Regions from separate parts of the Homo sapiens genome. Here regions 2 and 3 are each linked to region 1. Evidence: chromatin contacts called from ENCODE Hi-C or POLR2A ChIA-PET data. All regions are on one chromosome and are shown on one strand. Each heading gives the region's core, a stretch centred on a gene start or an enhancer-like site at or near the end of the contact. The rest is flanking DNA. Distances are from core to core; before and after follow the strand shown. Region 1 has its middle 79 kb from the start of LINC-PINT. Region 2 overlaps LINC-PINT (long intergenic non-protein coding RNA, p53 induced transcript). Region 3 overlaps LINC-PINT (long intergenic non-protein coding RNA, p53 induced transcript).

Region 1 (4,203 bases), core at 607-3,106:
TAGCCAGTAAGAGAAGAGGGCTAAGTGTGTTCCAGGCAGAAGGAACATTGTGTGCAGAGTTAGAGAGGCGTGAAATAGCACAATACATTCAGGGAACTCCGAGTAGGCAAGAAGGACTGGAGCGCCATCCTTATTGTGACATCCAGCATGCATTTGTTAAATGAGTGTTTGAGATTAGAAGCTGTGGGATGAAACAAAACAAATGAGACATTGCTTGTGTTATTCTGGCCTTCAGCATTGAACTAAATAAGCAGTCATGGACGAAGTGGCCAGAGGATTTGTTCAGTGTCATACTTGCTCTGGTACAAATGCTATATACTTTCCTACCGCACAGTCAGCCTCTTCTTGTCCTCTGCTAGAGGAAGTAAATTCACTTCATTTGTCTTTTTTTTTTTTTCCAAAACAACTGAGATAAATTACAATAAAGTTGAGGAGACTGTAGTGTAGGTGAAGATGTTTTTGCATAGTAACGTATTGCTCTAGAGCAGAGGTCAGCAAACTATGGCCTGAGGGCCAAATCTGATCCACCGCCTGTTTCTGTAATTAAGTTTTACTGGAATACAGCCATGCTCATTTGTATACAGGTTGTCTATGGCTGCTTTAGTGCTATAACAGCAGAGTTAGGTAGTTATGACAGAGACTATACAGCCTGCAAAGCTTAAAATATTTACTGGCTGGCCCTTTACAGAAAGTGTTTGCCAATCCTAGGCCAGGTGCGGTGACTCATGCCTGTAACCTCAGCACTTTGGGACGCTGAGATGGAAGGATCACTTGAGTCCAGGATTTCGAGACCAGAGTCCAGGAGTTTGAGGCCACTCTGACTGACATGGCGAAACCCCGTCTCTACTAAAGGTACACACAAAAAAACTAGCCAGGCATGGTGGCGCATGCCTGTAGTCCCAGCTACTTGGGAGGCTGAGGCAGGAAAATTGCTTGAACCCAGGAGGTGGAGGTTGCAGTGAGCTGAGATTGTGCCACTGTACCCCAGCCTGGGTGACAGAGTGAGACTCTGTCTCAAAAAAAAGAAAAAGAAAGTGAGTGTTTGCCAGTCCTCACTCTAGATTCTTCTCTTCTAATCTGATAAATAACAACCACCTAAATATTTAAAACAAGGTATTGGGTTGGTTCAGAGTCAATGTGGTAAACAATAGGTTATCGAATTTTAAAAATTCACCATTAAGGAGAGAGAAGATTGCACATACGTTACCCATAAAGTGTGTGATAAACATGAATAAATAAATAAACATAGTTTCTACGATTGGCTTTTGAATTTGGCTCTGAGCTTCCTAGCCATGGGGGGCGTTGGGGGGAAGAAGATAATTGATCACCTGTATTAGTTACCTGTTACTTCATAACAAACCATCTTAAAATTGCATGGCATATAACAGCTACCATTTACTATTTCTCGAGTCTGTGAATTGGCTGAGAGGTTCTGCTGATCTGGGCTGGGCCCAGCTGACCACAGTGGGCTTGCTCACACATTTGTGATCAGCTGGTATGTTCGCTTGGAGCTGGCTGGTCTAAAATGGCTTCAGCTGGAGTGGCTCATCTTGACTCCACAGGATGTCTCATCCTCCAGCCGGCTAGCCTGGACTTGTTCGCATAGCCCTGGCAGGTTTCAGAGGAGAGCCGAAGCACACACTTGAGGCTTAGGCTTGGAACTGGAACACCATTATTTCAATTACATTCTAGTGGCCAAAGCCAGCCAAAAGGCAGGCCCAGACTCAAGGAATGTAGAAACAGACTCCAGCTCTTGATGGGAGGAGCTGCAAAGTCACATTGCAAGGGGCAGGGAAACAGGAGGGACAGAATTGAGGCCATGTTTGAAATCACAAACAATCAATCATCATCTAAAACAGCGTGTATTCCAACCACAAAATTTTAAAAGTCATCTCTGTGGTCTAAAGCGGAAAGAACGAGTCATCATACATCAGTCTATTCAGCCCCACCCACAGATATGAATCATCAGTGTCTTCAGCTAAGAGGACCACTATCTTCTAGCTAATGACAAATACAGAGGAGGGGTGGAAAGAAGTCTGTTGGAAATGTGTACATATCACATGAGACCCAGACCCATATTCAAATACCACTTGATGAATTTCACCAGGGAATCAGACTCAGTTTTAATGGGTTAAAGGGATACGGAAAATCATTGTCACAGATGTAAGCAATAACTCAACTAAACATCAGCTTTTGAGGCTCAACCCTAAACAGACCTACAATATTCTGGCTGATTCCCATTTGCCTCCACTTTTATCATTGGGTGGTGGTAAAATTGGTCACTGTATTCAAAGATCATATCACTACCTATGGATATGGATGTGATTGAAATGACAGACAGGGGAGAATTTTTTTTAACTTACTAGCCATGTAATGATTTTTTAAAATTTATTGCTAGAAAATCTTCACTATTACCAAACTTGCCTCAATAAATGATGTTACGTATAAATAGCAACAGCGATGTCAGAAGACCTCCTTAGCATTTCTTTTCCTGGTATGATATGGCTGTCTGTAAGAAGAGAGTAAACATAGATAGCTCTTGCTTCTTACGGTATTTCAGAATCCCCCTAGAAGTTTTTTATATTAAAAAACAAACAAAAAAAAAAACACAAAACTCCCAAACCACCCAGACAAACCCACCCAGCCTAGGTATGAGAATGTTCTTTCAGGCCTAGAGCCAGTCAGGGTCCTTAGCTTTGTTTGCAAGATGCCAGTGCCTTTATACTCAGACTTCGTGGAGCTGCCACCATACTTCTGTAGTAATAGCAGTAGTGAGTGGGGAGGTACATGACAGAATTTAGAGAACTATTAGACGCCCGTTGACTCAGACATCAGGACCACCTGTGAATGGAAATATCTTTCAACTTAGATATAATAAAAAGGAACGGAGCTGTTGATGTTATTGAGGAGGTGGAAACAAAACCTTCAGGATGCTTGAAGATAACTGGTTTATAGGAGGGCTGGGGGCAATAGGGCTGTCTTAGGAAGAACAAATGATGCTTCCAAAATTTGAGTGCAGAAAATCAGAAGTTAACCTTGGGTGGGTCACAAGGTTAAATGTAATGAAGGCTAAGTGTGACAAGGTTAAATGACATAACATATATAAAATACCTGGTGGGTTACTTAGAAGAGTACACCTCAAAAATGTTGGTTCCCTCCATCTCTCTGGATCCCCCACCCCCTTAAGGATTTCTTAAAAAACGAAAAACCTGCCAGCCAGCTGCCACTGGAAAGATGTCAAGTAGGATAAGCTGCTGATAGGTGGTAACAACAAAATCCACATCCAGGTGGATGGAGCAGGGGGATGTCACCTCTCCTGCCCCTCCCCTAATTACAAGTTGGAGGCAGCATAAAGACATTCCTTCCTTCCTGCAGAGGAAGTATGTGTTTTCTCTCAGACCTACCTTGGCATTCCTTGATGTCTTAGAGAAGCAGATGACCCCGGCTGAGCAAGACAGTCAGCAGAACAGCAGCCCTCGATGCTGCAATTGGAAATTTCCATTCTTTGCTTGCAGCTCTGAAAAAAAAAAAAAAATCTAAAGAGCCCAGTAGCTGGGAAATTTCCATGATGGAAAATTTTAACATATTCTTTAGCTCTAAACTATGCAGGTTTATAGAGACTATTTTTTTTTCTTTTGGTAATTTTCTTCTTTAACAATAATTTATGATCATTGTAACACTACAGCTGTGGGAATAAGGAGAACAAAATGAGTTGGAGGGGAATGGGTATGGTTCAGGCTAGTGGGAGGCTGTGCTATCTACTTGTGTGACCACCCAAATAATAGAAATGCAGATTGCTATAAGACCCACTGGTTGGGAATTCATCCAAAATAGAGATAGCTTGCCCTGGAGCGCTGCAGAGAAATCTGTGTAGAGACTGGTAGTGGAAAATGGATGGATAACAACTTCAGACCAGGACATGGGGAGTTCTGTTGCTGGAAAAAGCAACTCAGGCAGGTCTGTTAGACCACTGCTATTTAATCCTAAAACTGCATACAAATCACCTGGGAACCTTGTTGAGCTACAGATTCTGATTCAATAGCCCTGGAGTGAGGACCGAGACTCTCTGCTCCCAGGTGACGCTGATGCTGCCCTTCTGAGGACCACGCTGTGACTAGCTAGGCCATAGATAGCAGGTCTTCATCAGTATAAGGTCAGCTCGCCTTGGGTAGCAAAACACTGCCTAAGGGCAGCTGGAGGTGA
Region 2 (4,203 bases), core at 739-3,238, 230 kb before region 1:
GCCTTTGTATTTCTGATTTAATCTACCATATAGACAATACCTTACCTAGAATGTGTTATATTTTACAGTACTGTCAACAGTTTGTAATGGCATATGTGGACTATGTTCATGACAAAGGGACAGTGCCACCATGTCCACTGTTCAAGAAAACCTGAGTCTGTTTTTAACTCCTCTGCAAGTTTACAGTTTACTTCTCTCAATACCTGCTCATCTTTTCTACAGAAGGGGAGTAACCAAAAGTCACAGGTTTTTTTTGTTTTCGTTTTGTTTTTTTGAGACAGAGTATCACTCTGTCACCCAGGCTGGAGTGCAGTGGTACAATCTCGGCTCACTGAAACCTCTGTCTCCCAGGTTCATGCAATTCTCCTGCCTCAGCCTCCTGAGTAGCTGGGATTACAGGAGTGTGCCATCACACACGGCTGATTTTTATATTTTTAGTAGAGACAAGGTTTTACTATGTTGGCCAGGCTGGTCTTGAACTCCTGACTTCAGGTGATCCGCCCACCATGGCCTCCCAAAATGCTGGGATTACAGGCATGAGCCACTGTGCCTGGCCATGTTTTGTTTTGAGACAGAGTCTTGCTCTATCGCCTAGGCTGTAGTGCAATGGCACGATCTCAGCTCACTACAACCTCTGCCTCCCGGGTTCAGGTGATTCTCCCGCCTCAGCCTCCCGAGCAGCTGGGATTACAGGTACCTGCCACCATGCCCAGCTAATTTTTGTATTTTTAGTAGAAACGGGGTTTCACCATGTTGGCCAGGCTGGTCTTGAACTCCTGACCTCAGTGATCCACCTGCCTCGGCCTCCCAAAGTTCTCGGATTACAGGCATGAGCCACTGCACCTGGCCCGGTCATGTTTTTAGAGTGACATATGAAGACTCCTAGAAAATATTAATACAGAAGAACTAGCTTACTATGAAGATTTCAAAATACTAATACAAATTAATGAGGTACACGTGAAATCTTCCCTGGGGAACTTCATGAAGAAGATAAGCATCCCTCCTATCTGGGTAATTTGCATACCCTCCTTCCTTAAACGCTGAGGCACGGATTGGTTCATTGGTTCAAAACCCTATCCATTATTCTCATAGCTCTCTTTATATGACAAAAAAATTCTGTCATGTCCCATTTACTACTCTAAAATCAAATTTGTTGATAATATTAACTACTGTACATGCAGCTTTAAAACATGAATATCCTAAATGTACATAAAAGATAATCTAAAAGAAGCAATTTATAATAAAAAATACTTCACATTTCATTATATAAATAATTTTCAGGTACAATTAACTATGTAATCAAATAGATGCTTGTAACTTACTTATAAAGAAGAAGCTTGTATTTAAGAGAAGTCAGATTAGAAGCTTTCCATATTAAAAGTGCAGGAAAATGAAAGAAGTAGTATAGGTGGACCAGAGAATGAAAATGAATCTATTCTGTGTATATTAAAAGTATGCAAAAATTATTTTGCATTTTTATGAAAAAATAAAGTCTAGGTTCAGAAAATTATAAACTGATCTTTCCCTACACGAATGTCCAACAGGATAACTGAAAGTCATGTGTACTACAGGGCAATTCTTTATCTCTTTTCTACTGTGGGACATTAAGTTCTCTCGCTCTCACTCATGAAATATCCTTCATTAGGCTGGGCGAGGTGGCTCATGCCTGTAATCCCAGCACTTTGGGAGGCCGAGGCCGGCGGATCACCTGAGGTCAGGAGTTTGAGACCAGCCTGACCAACATGGGGAAGCCCCGTCTCTACCAAAAATACAAAAATTAGCTGGGTGTGGTGGCTTGGGCCTGTAATCCCAGCTACTCACGTGGCTGCAGCAGGAGAGTTGCTTGAACCCAGGATACGGAGGTTGCAGTCAGTTGAGATCACACCACTGCATTCCAGTCTGGGCAACAGAGTGAGACTCCATCTCAAAAAAAAACCAGAAAAATCCTTCATTGTACCACCAGAATACCCTCATAAATTTCCACTCTGTCACCTAGGGGGCGGTACTGCTTCCATGAGAACTCCTGACCAGATCATCTATGGGAGTTTCCTTTTAGTCTTCATCGTCCGTCGCACTGAGAATCAAATCCTGATGGACAAATCAGCAACATAGCTAGGAAGCACAGTAACTTAATATAAAAAAAGACTATGAAGAAATTAATTTAGTTTAGGCTTATGCCATTAACTGTAGCCATATTCAACATAATTTCCTCTTTTTGAGTTCAGGATGATTGGTTACTCCACATAGAACATGGAGTGGAAAGCTGTATCTTTGTGACTTTTATTTAGATAGCACAAAATGAGCCTGATTTTTAAAATGTGAACATTCAAACCTGGCTAACTAATGATAAAAAAGGGAGTTTTTCATAGAACTCTACAACTCTCATTTCCTCAAAACAAGAATTAATGCATTCTTTCACATGCGGTCATTACAGGAAGGGGGGGTAGCCATTTACTGTAAATGCCTTTCTGATGCAATTCTACTACCTCTTTCAAAGACAGAATTCATCCAAGAAGCCTTAGTCACTTCTTCAAGAAAAATGCCACCGCGCTGAATGTACACAGACTAAACCACATGCCTAAGGAAAAAAGATGAGCTGATTCCACCATTAGAACACAGTTCGGGAGAAAAGTGGCAGAGAGAGAGAGCTCATAGCTTGTCAGAGCAGATCAAGTAGTATGTCTGAAAATCCGCCCTTTAATGTAACAGTCACTGTTTCATAAATCAAATGCAAACATAGATTTCCCCTCTGCCTAACTTTTAAAGTATACTTCCTAAAAATATAAGACCCCACTTCTAAGCCAGTAGCAACTGTGGTGATTTAATTTTTAAAGTTTCATGCACGGAAAGAAAAATGGAATCTTATCTTTTAAAATTTGAAAATGAAACTATGTTTTGAAGAGGGTAGATTTCACAGGAAAAGGGTAAGACAGTGGATAATACGATAAAGCAGTTTGGATGGAAAAACTTCAGACAAATAGTTCTGAACTCTTCTCAAAGAGAGGATCAATTTTTCTAAAACCTCAAAACCACCCAAAGGGAAAAAAAGGAATAATTTCTCCAGTTTATCCTTACCCGGATGAGCATGAATTCTTCTAACAGCCAGATGCACACACTTGTTTTTATGGAGGAGTTACTGCTGAGCCAAAGCCCAGGAGTCACTCAAGACTGGAGGCTGCGTGCTGCTGGAGCCCGAAATCCCCTTGATGAATGAAACTGCACATCGTAATATACACATTCAGAGCGGGCTATTGGCTAAATGAAGGCAATGCGTGTGGAAGTCTGATTTGCCACCTTCAGGGCAGGCGTCTTATATCCTAATTCAGAAAGATGACAGGCTTTTTTTTTTTTACTCCCTAGACAGTCAAAACTAGAAAGGGTTCGTTTTTCTGTAGCCTTCTCCCCAACCCTACGGAAACCACAGAGAGAACAAACCACAGTGAGACTTGACTCCTTAACTAGGCAATGCCAATGAGAAAAGAATTATGTTGACACTGGCAATTTACAAATAAGTCTCACACCACTGCCAAAGCTTGTTCGTGTTACATGACTGCCCGAGAGTCATACATAGGTATGGGGATGGTTTGGCTCATTTTTTAAGCCAAGAATTCTAAGCCGTAATTTTGGGGCTCCCTGAGGGTAGCAAACTTTACCAAAGAGTGGTAAAAACTCTTAAAAATATATTAATCTTTGTGCTATACTAGTGATCAACCAAAACATTAAAAACTAAGAATTACCTAAGTTTGGACTCAGAATCTCTGGGGAGGAGCCCAGGAAAATGAATTTTAACTGGCATCCTAGGTCATTCTTATGTCCTCTAAAGTTTGAGGACTACTTTTCCTGTTACTGGAACTGAACAGCTGATTATAGCTGCTTCCATCTTCCTTTATCATTCAATTATTTTGTCCTTGATTCCTGCTGAAGTCAGGAGTGACAAGAACAGCAAAGCCTCCTCAGGACAACTTGTGGCTTCTAACTCCAGGGAAATAAAAGGAGAGCCAGGCTGGGTTCACTTGATCTCCCCTCCCCACCTACCTCTGCTTCACTCCACCAAGACAGAAAAGTCCAAGCTGCAGAAACCTGGAAAATGCAGTACTTGAGGGCAAATATGAATATTACACTAACAGATGCTACAGCTGGAAAGCGAAAAATATACTGCCAAAGAGAAGAGGAAGAAAAAGAGAAAGAATACTAATGCTCACT
Region 3 (4,203 bases), core at 1,704-4,203, 180 kb before region 1:
ATCTCAGCCTTTGACTGGAAAATTCCAATGTACAACAAGTTTTTGAAAAGATAAAAAATATATATTTTTACTATTTCTCTGTCTCTCTTGCCTCCATCTCCACTCATTCAAGCTTTACCCACTTTTCTGCTTTCTGCACAACTGCCACCTTTTGCATTAAAACTTCCCATAAACCATACCTTGCCTAGCGCAATCTCTGGGAGAAAGAAGTGAACTCCCACAGCACTCCATCTTTGCTGCTCCAACAGTGCCATCATTTTCCACCCTACACGGTTTTTTTGGCTTTGTTTTGAAGACAGGGTCTCGCTCTGTTGCCCAGGCCATAGTGCAGGGGAGTGATCTCGGCTCACTGCAGCTTTTAACTCCCGAGCTCAAGCAATCCTCCCACCTCAACTTCCCGAGTAGCTGGGACCACCAGCATGTGCCACCATGACCGGCTATTTTTTTAAAAAAATTTTTGTAGAGATGGGGTCTCACTATATTGCCCAGGCTGGTCTTGAACTCCTGGGCTCAAGCAATCCTCCCACCTCAGCCTTCCTAAGCGCTGGGATTACAGGTGTGAGTCACCACACCTCACCTCTACCTTACACAGTTTTATTTCTTCTTTAAGCAACATGAGCATAGGATTTGTGTGGTTTCATCTTTCTTCTAGTGCCTAGCATCCTGCACATACACTATGTGTGTCTGTGTGTCTGTGCATATAGCCTGGAAAAGCATGTAGACACACACCCAAATTTACCAAGCACTACTATGCCCAGGCACTATCTCTTACCTACACTGTTGCAAAAATCATCCATCTTCACAAAGTCTCCTTCAAGTAGTCATTATCATCATTCCCATTTTGCAGAATAGCAAACTGAAATTTAGAGAGGTTAATACTTGGCCAAAATCACAGAGATAGTAAATGGCAGAGCTGAGACTGAAATCCAAGCCTGACCAATTAAGAGCCAAGGCACTTAATAATAAATTTAATACCCATTCGATATGTCATTTAGTGAACAGCATTTCTACACAAGGTACTAGAATGAGAACGTTAGGAATGAAGATAGCCCAAGGTCAACAACTATAATATAACTATACGACAAAGGAGAAAGAGCAAAGTCCAAGAAAAGAGTGCATAACTATTCACAATAGCAAAGACTTGGAACCAACCCAAATGTCCAACAATGATAGACTGGATTAAGAAAATGTGGCACATATACACCATGGAATACTATGCAGCCATAAAAAATGATGAGTTCATGTCCTTTGTAGGGACATGGATGAAATTGGAAATCATCATTCTCAGTAAACTATCGCAAGAACAAAAAACCAAACACCGCATATTTTCACTCATGGGTGGGAATTGAACAATGAGAACATATGGACACAGGAAGGGGAACATCACACTCTGGGGACTGTTGTGGGGTGGGGGGAGGGGAGGGATAGCATTGGGAGATATACCTAATGCTAGATGATGAGTTAGTGGGTGCAGCGCACCAGCATGGCACATGTACATATGTAACTAACCTGCACATTGTGCACATGTACCCTAAACCTTAAAGTATAATAATAAAAAAAAAAAAAAAAGAAAAGACTGCATAAATGCTAAGGATGCTCACAGGAGTATGAGATCACTTTTTGGGGGAATGGAGGTAGAGAGGGGTAGGAGTAAAGATAATCATGAAGAAGATGGCACTGAGTTGCAGCTTGGATTTGAACAAGCAGAAATGAGAGGTAACAATATGTTAAAGATTAAACTGGGCTCACCTTAGTATTCTTCCTAAAGCAGCAAAGTGGGCTAATATATTACGTTCAGTTATATTATCCTTGATAGCAAAGACAATTTCATATACTTGTTTTTATGCAACATTCACATTCTGGAAACATCCAGTAAATATTTACTGATCGAGAAAGGAGGAGAAAAGGGGGCAAGGTGGGTGAATAAGAAATATTAAATATTTCTTTGAATACTTAATTAGTTCAAACACACAGTTTGTTCCACATGCAGTCTGGTTTTACAATATATGTGAATTAAATCCTTCTAGTCACTAACAATCTTTCACTAAGTTGTATGTATTCTCTGCCCATAATACTGGAAGAATCTAGGTGAAAAAAAAATTGCCCAGTTTTTTCTCTGCCCAATTTTAAATCTTCATGTGTCCAGCGATGTCTGCATTCAAAGTGATTAGGCCAAATCACTGTCTTACCAGTTTTACTCCCAAAACTAAGTACAAATCCATTTTAATCTATTTATCTGTACATCAAAAGATTTTTCTCTAGAAAATACTTTTTTTTTTTTTTTTTGAGACAAGTCTTGCTGTGTCACCCAGGCTGGAGTGCAGTGGCATGATCTCGGCTCACTGTAACCTCTCCCTCCTGGGTTCATGCAATTGTCCTGCCTCAGCCTTCCGAGTAGCTGGGATTACAAGCATGCACCACCACGCCCAGCTAATTTCTGTATTTTTAGTAGAGACGGGGTTTCACCATGTTGGTCAGGCTGGTCTCGAACTCCTGGCCTCAAGTGATCCACCCACCTTGGTCTCTCAAAGTGCTGGGATTACAGGTGTGAGCCACTGCATCTGGCCTACATTTGTATTTTAAAAAGGTAAAATTAACAAAAGGTGCCCATCTACGTAAAAAAGTCAAAAGGAACCATCTACCTGCAAGGCAGCATGAATAAAAATGTAAAGGCAAACTTAACTGTTACAATAACATATCAGCTCTGAGTCTAAAGGAAAACGGGTGTTTGTCTAAGAAATGTGCTAGAGAGAACCAGCCAGTTTTAATGTGCCTTAAGCAATGAAAACCTGTTTCCTCCTTTCCTTCTTGTCCTTTTGAAAAGACAACATGTCACAGGGAGACGTTTTTCTAACAGCATCCATCCTGGTGACAAATGTTTGCCAAGGGTGGGGAGAGAGGAGGGAGGAAAGAAAGAAAAAGAGAAGGAAGACGCCATCTGCTGACGAAAGAGAAAAGAAGAGGAGGAGGAATTGGAAGGCGCCACTTCCGGGTCCGTGTCTGAGAAATACAACGTATCACCATAAGGCAGACTTCTACTCAATATAAGGAAGAACTTTATAATAATTGGAGGAATTCAAAGGCAGAATTGATCAGGGACCAAAGTTCAAGCAGGGGGTGGCGAGGTCTCCTCAGGCAGAATAATCTTTCGTAAGCTTCTCCCTCTTGAAGGAAGAACGGCCCCAGTTCAAGTAGAAGAAAATACTGTGCTTATTATTTTTCTCTAATTCTTAAATGTTTCAAATAGTCTCTATCTTGATAATTCACGATTCAAAGGACTGAGACTGAAACATCAAATAAGCAAGCACACAAATTTGCCTGACACCACCTGCCCCCACCCCTAGTCCCTGGGCCTTATTTCTGGGCTTGCTGCTGGGCTCTCCACGGGCAGCTGGCTGCCATCGCTCCGCTGGAGGGCGGTACCATGAGCACGGATGGGGCCCACATGGCAGGCAAAGCACTGGAAATTGATGCCGCACCCCGCTGCTGCCTCTCAGTCAGCAACTGGCCAAAGCTGATGTGTAAGTGACCCATGTGGGCTAACACTGAGGCCTGGTCCTTACACTGGCTCCCAGAGTGTCCAGCAAAGTTAGGCTCCAATTGTTTCCCTATCTCGCTTCCCTTAAAATGTTTCTTTCACCTTCCAAACAGATAACATACATCTCTGTCTCAGCGGAACTCAATCCAAGAAAACACCTCACACCATGATGATATAAAGATGACATAATCTACAAATCATTGAAGATTCTCATCTTGGTTTCTTAGATTTTCTAGCCACATATTTTAGACTCAGTTTTGTCACACAGTAACACAAAATATACAGGTATTTATACAACAAAATATTAATATAAAACAAGTTATCAGTCCTATGTTTGTGAAGACTAGAGAGTCCACTAGACTCATAAAAGGAATGATGAAGAATACTATCATTTCTTTCAATTTTTTCAATTCTGAGAGCGAGTGACTTTGAAGTCAAAAAGACAAAAATCACTGCAGTATAATGAAAAGAAATTCCAAAGCACTATTTTGTTATGTGGAGAAGTTCACTTTCACAATTACTAAAGGCTTACTGTGTGTTTCAGACGCTGTGCTTGGTCCTACCTAAAATACAAAATCAAGACCACCCAGGCCCTGCTCTAAGGAAGTCACTCTCTAGAAAGGGACAGAGACATGTAAGTAAATAATTCCACTCGAGTGTAATAA

What was found. A loop is a pair of places that touch in the nucleus more often than their neighbours do. ChIA-PET counts read pairs that join two places held with the same protein, here RNA polymerase II (POLR2A). Pooled maps may share reads with other maps.
Region 2: a loop to region 1 is called in a map of naive thymus-derived CD4-positive, alpha-beta T cell, with 7 times the contacts of the local background. The contact joins two enhancer-like sites. A Hi-C loop is called at or near these places in 1 of 168 maps with a recorded cell type or tissue (naive thymus-derived CD4-positive, alpha-beta T cell) and 10 of 50 pooled maps. POLR2A ChIA-PET finds 5 or more read pairs at or near these places in 3 of 52 experiments (T-cell, activated CD4-positive, alpha-beta memory T cell and activated naive CD4-positive, alpha-beta T cell).
Region 3: a pooled map shows a loop between it and region 1 (6-fold over the local background). The contact joins two enhancer-like sites. A Hi-C loop is called at or near these places in 8 of 50 pooled maps. POLR2A ChIA-PET finds 5 or more read pairs at or near these places in 3 of 52 experiments (PC-3, activated T-cell and naive thymus-derived CD4-positive, alpha-beta T cell).

The regions. Positions count from the first base shown.
Region 1 is chr7:131,186,940-131,191,142 of GRCh38, forward strand. It overlaps a transcript of MKLN1 not described here. Among named protein-coding and RNA genes, the nearest start is that of LINC-PINT, 79 kb to the left of the region's middle. RefSeq lists enhancers at 1,164-1,664, 1,275-2,474, 1,469-1,678, 1,665-2,165, 1,779-1,848 and 2 more. Within about 2 kb of position 1,857, at least 15 of the 41 ENCODE cell types and tissues checked have a DNase peak (open chromatin) inside an H3K27ac peak, as active enhancers do; they include PC-3, where a contact is called at or near this core.
Region 2 is chr7:130,958,048-130,962,250 of GRCh38, forward strand. All of the region lies in intron 5 of LINC-PINT (long intergenic non-protein coding RNA, p53 induced transcript), which reads right to left. Among named protein-coding and RNA genes, the nearest start is that of LINC00513, 47 kb to the left of the region's middle. RefSeq lists enhancers at 72-131, 1,950-3,149, 2,476-2,565, 3,119-3,208. Within about 2 kb of position 1,989, at least 16 of the 41 ENCODE cell types and tissues checked have a DNase peak (open chromatin) inside an H3K27ac peak, as active enhancers do.
Region 3 is chr7:131,004,703-131,008,905 of GRCh38, forward strand. The region is part of intron 3 of LINC-PINT (long intergenic non-protein coding RNA, p53 induced transcript); the gene reads right to left. Among named protein-coding and RNA genes, the nearest start is that of LINC00513, 93 kb to the left of the region's middle. RefSeq lists an enhancer at 2,922-3,021. Within about 2 kb of position 2,954, at least 34 of the 41 ENCODE cell types and tissues checked have a DNase peak (open chromatin) inside an H3K27ac peak, as active enhancers do; they include PC-3, where a contact is called at or near this core.